2 separate regions of the Homo sapiens genome follow, and region 2 is linked to region 1. Evidence: chromatin loops called from intact Hi-C (ENCODE). Cell type or tissue: gastrocnemius medialis. All regions are shown on one strand.

What was found. Peaks named below come from ENCODE experiments on the same cell type or tissue, not always from the same donor. Only the 100,000 strongest peaks of a DNase experiment are listed, where the experiment ranks them.
Region 2: it touches region 1 in a loop (2.9-fold over the local background); 1 of 110 quality-filtered maps calls a loop at or near these places.

The regions. Positions count from the first base shown.
Region 1 is chr19:16,460,528-16,465,527 of GRCh38, reverse strand. The region is part of intron 1 of EPS15L1 (epidermal growth factor receptor pathway substrate 15 like 1); the gene reads left to right. Among named protein-coding and RNA genes, the nearest start is that of EPS15L1, 8.9 kb to the left of the region's middle. RefSeq lists enhancers at 1-852, 2,563-3,230, 3,231-3,898. In gastrocnemius medialis, no CTCF peak of the experiment used is centred here; DNase peaks (open chromatin) are centred at 1,457, 2,527 and 3,667; H3K4me3 peaks cover 768 bases; H3K27ac peaks cover 5,000 bases.
Region 2 is chr19:15,312,254-15,317,253 of GRCh38, reverse strand. The region is part of intron 1 of BRD4 (bromodomain containing 4); the gene reads left to right. Among named protein-coding and RNA genes, the nearest start is that of BRD4, 18 kb to the left of the region's middle. In gastrocnemius medialis, no CTCF peak of the experiment used is centred here; DNase peaks (open chromatin) are centred at 1,883 and 3,427; H3K27ac peaks cover 5,000 bases.

The DNA.
Region 1 (5,000 bases):
ATTTTTTTGTAGAGACAGGATCTTGCTATGTTGCCCAGGCTGGTTTCGAACTCCTGACCTCAAGTGATCCTCCTGCCTCTGCCTCCAAAGCGCTGAGATTACAGGTGTGAGCCACCACTCCCAGCCAGTTGTCTTTAGGAGAATCCAAAGGTTTCCCTGCCAGAGTGGTAATCAGTGCTCCTGGCCCATGCAGAATTGAGTTGTCCAGGCCCGGCCCACAGCAGAGGCTCAGGTCACGGGTGGTCCAAGCTGCAGGAGGGGCAGATGACTGGCTTCCATTTGGGTGTTGGACATGGTTGTATGGAGGAGAGGGCGTGTTTGGTGTAGGCCAAGCTTGTCCAACCCATGGCTGCATGTGGCCCAGGATGGCTTTGAATGCAGCCCAACACAAATTTGTAAACTTTCCTAAAACATTATGAGGTTTTCTTGTGAATTTTTTTTTTTTTTTTGAGACTAAGTCTCGCTCTGTTGCCCAGGCTGGAGTGCAGTGGTGCAATTTCGGCTCACTGCAAGCTCCGCCTCCTGGGTTCATGCCATTCTACTGCCTCAGCCTCCTGCGTAGCTGGGACTACAGGCACCCGCCACCACACCTGGCTAATTTTTTGTATTTTTAGTAGAGACGGGGTTTCACTGGTTAGGCAGGATGGTCTCGATCTGACCTTGTGATCTGCCCGCCTTGGCCTCCCAAAGTGCTGGGATTACAGGCGTGAGCCACCATGCCCACCCGTGAATTTTTTAAAGCTCATCAGCTATCATTAGTGTTAGTGTTAGTGTTAGTGTTAGTGTTAGTGTTAGTGTATTTTATGTGTGGCCCAAGACAATTCTAGTGTGGCCCAGGGAAGCCAAAAGATTGGACACCCCTGGTCTAGGCCATGGGGAATAGCCTTTCACACGGAGGCAAAGAGGACTGAGCCAGAGCTGAGAGGCTGCAGGTCTAGGTCAAAGGGCCAAAACATGCGGCTGGGACTTTGGGGTTCATGTCCTTCCTTTAATTTAGGCAGCTCAGGGATGAGAGGAGGAAGGTCTTTTGGTAAATAAGACGTGAGAGTTTGTGTCTGGGCTACAAATCGGCCGAACTGACAGGATGTCTGCTTGCCGAGAGAGTGGCCAGTGGCTGGTGGGGGCTGAGGAGCTGAGACCTGCCCACTGTCCTTCGCGCTGGACTGGGTTTTACCGCTGGTCAGAGTGGTGGCCCTGAAGTTTGCTCCTGCATGGAGTGCAGACCATTAGCTCTTAAAGCTTCTTTGGGCTTTTCCCTTCATAGGAGTCCCAGCTCTTGATACTACAAGCTTTGGGGTGAAAGTAAAGGTCACAGATGACCACAGACATTTGTCTCGGATTTCCATCTGCACTGCCTGTGGTGTGGAATGTAGACCTGATAACAGAATCTGTTTACTGACTGCCTGCAGGTCAGGCTGACATAAAGTCACTTCTCCTCCTCTTGGGCACACCAGCCAGGCTGGATCAGGCGCTGCTACCGGCAGCTGACAGCACACCTGCTCCCCGTGTTTCCCAGGCCTGCAGTCCTCATTCCCTCTGCTCTGTGGCCCCCTGGCCCCTCTTTCTGTCATCTGCGCAGGCGATCCTTCATCTTGCCTCAAGGCGTTTGCATCTGCTATTCCCTCTCTCTGGAATGCTCTTTCCAAACCCTTCATCCTCTGGTGAATCCCTACACCTTTTCATATCAGCTGGGGCATCACTTCCTCAGGGAAGCCTTTCCTGACAAACTGGCCCAGCATCTCTGTTACCACTGGTGGAGATGGACACCTTTTCCATTTAGCCGTTTATAATTTTCTCTTTGCGGGGTTGATTGATGGTCTGTCTTCCCCAACCACCTAGACTAGGTCCACAAGGGCAGAGACTGTGCCTGTTTTATTCATCCTTGTTTGCCAGGCTGCAGCTGGCACTCAGGTGCTCAACAATCATCTGTTGAGGGAAGAGTAGCATGGGCCACATTATGAGAGGCAGTAGGGAGCTATGGCAGGTTCTTGAGGAGTGACACCTTTAGATGATCTGGCTGCTTACACAGGGAGTGCTTGGAGCTGGGTTCTAGCTCCGAGACAGTCTCTGTGATATGGGCATGAAGTGATCAAGAGGAACCTGGCCTGAGGTTGTTTCAGGAAGAGTAGAAAGGGCTGGGGGTGAAAGGAATATGTGGGGTAGCTGTTTGGACAGGTGAGGGTCTAGGTGGGAGAGGAAGCAGGGGGAAGAAGCAGGCATAGTGTCTGCAACCGTCAGGTTGAGGCCACCTTCAGGGAGCCAGGACAGCAGCAGTGGGAGTGCCTGGTGGGCAGAGCCTGGTGGGCTGTGGCTGTGTCAGTTGAGTCAAAACCCATCACTTTGCAGGAAACCCTCCAAGCCACGTGAGACCCCACATTTAGGTACAGTCAAAAAGAAGACCAGCTCTGGGGCTGGGGCACCATGAGATTCTGTCTGCTGAGCTACTGTGTGCTGTCTTGGGACCAAGATAAATAAAACCGAGCCCCACCCTCCAGGTCAGCTCAACTGCAGCTGGGCACCCAGGCACACAGAAAATTAGGACATAGTGTGACACACTCGTGGAAGTCAGGTGGCACCCACAGCGGTGGGATGAATCACCTCCACTGGGCTGGGAATAAAGGACAGGAGGAAGAGGGCGCCTGTGCCTCCTTTTGTCTTTTCCCTCCTCTGTTCCAACAGGCCTGGAGGAAGCAGCTGGGTGCAGCCTCTCTGACTGGCTGTACACTGCGTGGACCAGTGTCCTGCCCCCACCCTTTGCACAGGCCCTGTCTCCCACCACCATCTTCACAGCTTCCTGGCCCCCTCTCTGCCTTCTCAGAGTCCCACTTCCCTGATTCTTTGTTTTACTTTATTTTTTCTTGAGGTGGAGTCCCGCTTTGTCACCCAGGCTGGAGTGTAATGGCATGATCTTGGCTCACTGCAGCTTCCGCCATCTGGGCTCAAGCAATTCTGCCTCAGCCTCCCAAGTAGCTGGGATTACAGGTGCACACCACCAAGCCTGGCTAATTTTTTTGTATTTTTGTATTTTTAGTAGAGACAGGGTTTCACCATGTTGGCCAGGCTGGTCTCGAACTCCTGGCCTCTAGTGATCCACCCACCTTGGCCCCCCAAAGTGCTGGGATTACAGGTGTGAGCCACCATGCCCTCCCCCCCACTTCCCTGATTCTGGTAACCTGGTCTCCCAGAACAGGTGGCAACGGGACCCCAGCCCTGGTGGTACCCTGACTGCCCTCACCAGTGAGTGGGCCCAGGCAGGCAGCTCTGGGCCCTGGGGAGAGATTTGGGGCACAGGTCTGATGCAGGAGTGAGGGAATGTTGTGGGACCAACAATGGTGCCATTGTCCCTGTGCTTGTTTCTAGATGAGGAAACTGAGAGGGAGAGAGGTAAAACAACTGGTCAGACCCCCATGGAGAACAGGCGTCTGAATCAGACCATGGGCTCCAAAGCCACCATTTTGTCCTATGATTGCCACACCATGGGCTCCGGGAGGGTCGAGGAGCTCTGTCTTTCCTGCTCCCTGCTGGGTTCCCAGCCCCTGAAATCTGGGCTCCTGGCACATAGTAGGCTGGTGATATCTGTTGATTGGAGGCTGGGTACTTGGAACAGCAGCCAGGAGCGCAGTCTGTCTCTCCAGCTGTCTTTGAGGGTAGTTGACAGAAGGGAACGTTTTGTCTCTTGGGTGAAGAAACAGGCACAGGGCCCAGAGCCGCCTGCTCGAGCCCACTGGCCGGTGACAGCAGTCAGGGCACCACCAGGGCTGGGGCCCTGCTACCTCCTCACCTCCGCTCATCAGAGGGTGAGGAAAGGGCTTTCCTCTTGTGTAAGTGACATCAACAAGTGTGCCTCTGTCATTACGCCAATCTGTAGAAAACTGGCTTTTCTTTCTTTCTTTCTTTCTTTTTTTTGAGACAGAGTCTCACTCTGTGACCCAGGCTGGAGTGCAGTGGCGCGATCTCAGCTCACCGCAACCTTTGCCTCTTGGGTTCAAGTGATTTTCCAGCCTCAGCCCTCCGAGTAGCTGGGACCACACGTGTATGCCACCACACCCTGCCAATTTTTGTATTTTTTGTAGAGATGGGGTTTCTCCATGTTGCCTAGGCCAGTTTCGAACTCCTGAGCTCAAAGCGATCCACCTGCCTCGGCCTCCGAAAGTGCTGGGATTGCATGTGTCAGCCACTATGCCCAGCTGGCTTTTCTTTCTTTCTTTTTTTTTTTTTTTTTAAGAGACGGAGTCTTGCTCTGTCGCCCAGGCTGGAGTGCAGTGGCGCAATCTCGGCTCACTGCAAGCTCCGTCTCCCGGGTTCATGCCATTCTCCTGCCTCAGCCTCCTGAGTAGCTGGGACTACAGGCGCCTGCCACCACGCCCGGCTAATTTTTGTATTTTTAGTAGAGACGGGGTTTCACCGTGTTAGCCAGGATGGTCTCGATCTCCTGACCTCATGATCCGCCCGCCTCGGCCTCCCAAAGTGCTGGGATTACAGGCGTGAGCCACCGCGCCTGGCCCCAGCTGGCTTTTCTTAATCTGAAGAGGACGTGCTTTTCAATTTTATATTTTCCAGTGGAAGAGAAAACTATCTCATTTCACACTCTCCAAAGGGGAAAGATGAAACACGAAAAAACTTGATGATGAGGCCCTCACACTGAGCGTGTTTAACCAGGACTGTACGGTTATGGGGATGGACTGTCCCCCTCAATTCCCCCCACACCCTACAAATGGCACTGTTTGTGGTTGGGGGGTCCCAGACACGATTGGCCTAGGCGCATGTTCTTGCAAACGTTCTTCCCTTTGAGTTTTTTCTTTGCTGAGAACTAGAACGCTCTGTGCCCGCGGCACCCCCGTGCTGGCTTTGGAAACTTTCTCTGTGGGTCGAGGCTTCTGGAGTGGAGGAGCAGGCTCCACAATTGCTGATGGGCTGGGCAAGGTTGTCCATCACCAGGGTGCAAATTGTTGCTGTTATTTTGCTTGCTCACACCAGGCCATGGAGTTGGCATTTTCTTT
Region 2 (5,000 bases), 1.1 Mb after region 1:
CTTAAGTCCTCAGAAAACAACCATATACACTGGGCACTAGTATCATCCCGGTTTGCAGATACGGAAGGTGGTGCTTGGAGAGCTGTCACTTGGGCAGGGTTGCAGGGTCACAGAGTTGGTAAGTACTTGGAGCACTTGTGTCCAGAGCCCACTAGCTCTTGTCTGCTGTGGCATAAGCTGTGGGAGTCCACCATATTCAGCTTTGTTCTCAGTGAACTCAGATGGTTTGGATGATACGTAGTGAGCACAGGGTAGAGCTCAGAAGTGCTTTCCAAGATGTCCAGGCAAGGCAGCCTGAGAGGGAGGAGACCTTCCAACTGGGAGCATAGGAAGGGGGCTAGCATTGAGTCTGGTTCTTCAATGAGGACAGCAGAGGTTTGGAAAGAGACCTGGACAGGTCTGAAAGCAAGTACCTGTCCCTTGGAGGTGCTCACCAGTGTGAGGGGATGATCAGAAGAGGGATGCAGAATGCTGACTGGACAGGTCTCCTTTTCACCCAGACATCTGGTCAGTAAAAACAGTGCTTCCCTCCTGAGGAGTTTCTCATGAAGACATTCACAAGAGTGGAATTTAACCTCATCTTCAAAAAGTTTCCGCTAGAGAACCAAGTTGCCTTGATTTGGTTTCACTTCTATTTTTTCTTTTTCTTTTTCTTTTTTTTTGAGATGGAGTTTGGCTCTTGTTGCCCAGGCTGGAATGGAATGGTGTGGTCTCAGCTCACTGCAACCTCCGTCTCCCAGGTTCAGGTGATTCTCCTGCCTCAGCCTCCTGAGTTGCTGGGATTACAGGCATGCGCCACCATGCCCGACTGTTTTTTTGTATTTTTATTAGAGACAGGGTTTCACCACGTTGGCCAGGCTGGTCTCGAACTCCTGATCTCAGGTGATCCACCGCTCCGGGCCTTCACTTCCATTTATCCTTTTGCTACTCAGAGCAAGTCTGGGAATATAGAAGCGGGATGGTTGGGGGGAAGTAAGTAAACTGGAGTGTGTCTTTAGTCCAGGTGCCCCAGGCTTGTTAAAATTATGGTGTGAACTGGATACTCTTTCAGGATTATGGTGAGCTTCTCAGTCTTTTTTTTTTTTTTTTTTTTTTTTTGAGACGGTGTCTCGCTCTGTCGCCCAGTCTGGAGTGCAGTGGCGCGATCTCGGCTCACTGCAAGCTCTGCCTCCCGGGTTCACGCCATTCTTCTGCCTCGGCCTCCCAAGTAGCTGGGACCACAGGCGCCCGCCACTACGCCCGGCTAATTTTTTGTATTTTTAGTAGAGATGGGGTTTCATCGAGTTAGACCAGGATGGTCTTGATCTCCTGACCTCGTGATCCGCCCGCCTCGGCCTCCCAAAGTGCTAGGATTACAGGCATGAGCCATGGCGCCCGGCCGCTTCTCGGTCTTGAGGTGCTTTTTTTTGAGACAGAGTCACCCAGGCTGGAGTGCAGTGGTGTGATCTCAGCTCACTGCAGCTTCCACCTCCCGGGTTCAAGTGATTCTCATGCCTCAGCCTCCCAAGTAGCTGGGACTACAGGCGCCGGCCACCACGCCCGGCTGGTTTTTTTGTATTTTTAGTGGAGATGAGGCTTCACTATATTTTCAGACTGGTCTTTAACTTCTGATCTCAAGTGATTCACGTGCCTGGTCCTCCCAACATGCTGGGATTACAGGCGTGAGCCACCATGCCCGGCCCTTGAAGTGCTGCTTACTGTAGGGTAGAATTGAGTTCTAGCTCATGGGTGCTTCCCCCCCCCAATCCCCTTAAGGATTCTGTTTCCAAGAGAATTTCCTGCCTGCCTCAGGCACACCAAGTGGAACTCGGTCAACATCCATGTCCAATGCGTGTGCTGGATGTACTTGGTAATCAGACACTGTTCTGCATTCACTGCAGACATGACAGTGAGTGAGGCAGGTGTTTCAGGGATCCTAATGTCTCCGGTGGTGATTGTTGCACAAGATCCTAATACCCCTGTGCTAGAAAGGTGGTGATTCATTTAACAGGTGTGCCCTGAAGGATTTTACTTTTACATCTTTTCTTTGACTTCGTAAAATGACACGTGATCTCATTCAGTAGGAAATTGGCTCTGAATACCTGTGGGGGGAAAAAAAAAACAAAGCCAGTCCAGAGAAAATGGTAGAAGTGGTTAAACTCCACGCACAGTGCTACTAGTAAGCTAGTTGAAAAGTACACAATCAAAATAGAATAGATGACTACAGCATGATTATGCTACCCTGAAACCGCACTGCATATAGGATAAGACCTACACTCCTGTCATGTAGCACCCTGGGCTCCTGGGTTCTGTGACACACTGTTGCCTCATTCCGTTCATTTGATTCTTCTTCCAGACATCCCCCCAAACTCCATTTCCTCCATCTTCCAAGGTCTGGTCTAGACCTTACTTATTTTACAGTGTATTACCCAATTTCCAAAGCAGTGCTGTCCAGGGGGACTTTCTGCAGTGTTGGGACTGTTCTGCAGCTGGGTTATCCAGCCTGGTAGCCACTGTCCCCTGTGGTAAGTGGGCCTTTGAAGGGGGCTTGGAACACTCAGTAGGGCTGTTGTCACCCTGTTTTGACAGGTTTTAGAGAAAATGGGGTCACTTTAGTTCCTTGACCATGTGGAGCTTGTCGACATCCTCATGGATGCTGTCATTGAAGCGGTTGGATGTGCAAGCCTGGAATGCAAGGGTGGATCTAGACCAGACTTGGGGGCATTGGGCATCTCCAGGAGGATGGATGTGAGGGCTCCTCCCAATAGGACGTCGGAAATAAGAGTCCCAGCAGGGTCCCAGACTTGAGAAAGCCAGGCCCCTGTGTAGTAAGAACACAGATTAGTGAATTTGCTTTAATCTGGGGAATGGTGAAGGGCTTTTCTTTCCAAAACAATGTGTCCTAGAGTGAACTCTAGTGACCTAGATAAGTATCATGTTTAATAGTTTTGTCCTCTGTTCTTGGAGGCTAGAAAATTTCCCACTTCTCTTTGGAATTTGCTTTGTCTGACATCTTTCATTTCATTCATTCTATGCGTCCACACCCTCACGTCCTCCATTTTGTGAGCAGGGTTTTGGGAGCAGGACTGGCTCATTTTGGCACATTATATTTGTGTGTGGAAAATGTGAAGTGCGAACGAAAGTTCAAGCACATACTCAAGGCTGAGCTGTGGTACTAGAAGGTGCCAGTGGTGGGTCCACCTGGAGTGAGTCAAGCAGTGGTTGAGGTGACTTGAAAATATCCCCTATCGATGGTTCAGGCAGGATAGCCCCTGAGTTCCTAAGGCAGAGATTCTTAAATTTGGTCTGTGTAATCTTCCCTCTCCCTCATCATGGAGTTTTTCCGGCAAGCACTTGATGTTTCTGGTTATTGAGCAGTTACTTGTGCTGAGTGCCAGGGATTGTCTGGGTGCTGGAGGTCAGCGGTAAGCAAGGTGGATGATGCACACCCTCCTGCCTGCCCATTAGTTCATGTGCTAGGAGACTGCAGGGCAAGTGATGCAGCCTGCTTGGCTTTTACTCCATGATTACAGATTATGAAATATAAATATTAATACATTAAACAGTTCTTACTAAATCATTACATTCACACTTTTTTTGAGATGGAGTTTTGCTCTTGTTGCCCAGGCTGGAGTGCAGTGCGCAATCTCGGCTCACTGCAACCTCCGCCTGCCGGGTTCAAGCAATTCTCCTGCCTCAGCCTCCTGAGCAGCTGGGATTACAGGCACCCACCACCACGCCCGGCAAATTTTTTTGTATTTTTAGTAGAGACAGGGTTTCACCATGTCAGCCAGGCTTAGTCTTGAACTCCTGACCTCAGATGATCCACCCGCCTCGGCCTCCCAAAGTGCTGGGATTACAGGCATGAGCCACCGCTCGGCCTTTTTTTTTTTTTTTTTTTAAAGATGGAGTCTTGCTTTGTTGCCCAGGCTGGAGTGAAGTGGCACGATATTGGCTTACGGCAAGCTCCGCCTTCCGGATTCACACCATTCTCCTGCCTCGGCCTCCCAAGTAGCTGGGACTCTAGCTGTCCGCCACCACGCCCGGCTAATTTTTTGTATTTTGAGTAGAGAGACGGGGTTTCACCGTGTTAGCCAGGATGGTCTCGATCTCCTGACCTCGTGATCCGCCCGCCTCAGCCTCCCAAAGTGGTGGGATTACGGGCGTGAGCCACCGTGCCCGGCCACAATTCACACTTTTTTTTTTGAAGACAGGGTCTCCCTCATCCAAGCTGGAGTGCAGTGGCACAGTCTTGGCTCATGGCAACCTCCACCCTCCAGTCTCAAGCTATCCTCTCACCTCAGTCTCCTGAGTAGCTACGCCTGACATCTTTGTTTTGTTTTGAGAGTCTCGCTCTGTCACCCAGGCTGGAGTGCAATGACATGACCTCCGCTCACTGCAACTTCTGCCTCCCGGCTTCTAAGCAATTCTCTTGCCTCAGCCTCTGGGGTAGCTGGAATTACAGGCACGCGCCCCCACGCCCGGCTAATTTTGTATTTTTAGTAGAGATGGGGTTTCCCCATGTTGGCCAGGCTGGTCTAGAACTCCTGACCTCAGGTGGTTCACCTACCTCAGCCTCCCAAAGTTCTAGGATTGCAGATGTGAGCCACCGTGCACAGCCTGTTTTTGGTTGTTGTTTGATTTGACGGATTTTCACTCCTGTTGCCCAGGCTGGAGTGCAATGGTGCGATCTCGGCTCACTGCAACTTCCGCCTCCCGCGTTCAAGCAATTCTCCTGCCTCAGCCTCCTGAGTAGCTGGGATTACAGGCGCACACCACCACGCCCAGCTAATTTTTTGTATTTTTAGTAGAGACGGGGTTTCACCATGGCCAGGCTGGTCTTGAACTCCTGATCTCAGGTGATCTGCCCGCCTCGGCCTCCCAGAGTGCTGGGATTACAGGTGTGAGCCACCGCACCTGGCCCCTTTTTTGTACTTTTAGTAGAGATGGGGTCTCACCACATTGCCCAGGCTGGCCTTGAACTCCTGAGTTCAAGCAATGTGCCTGTCTTGGCCGCTCAA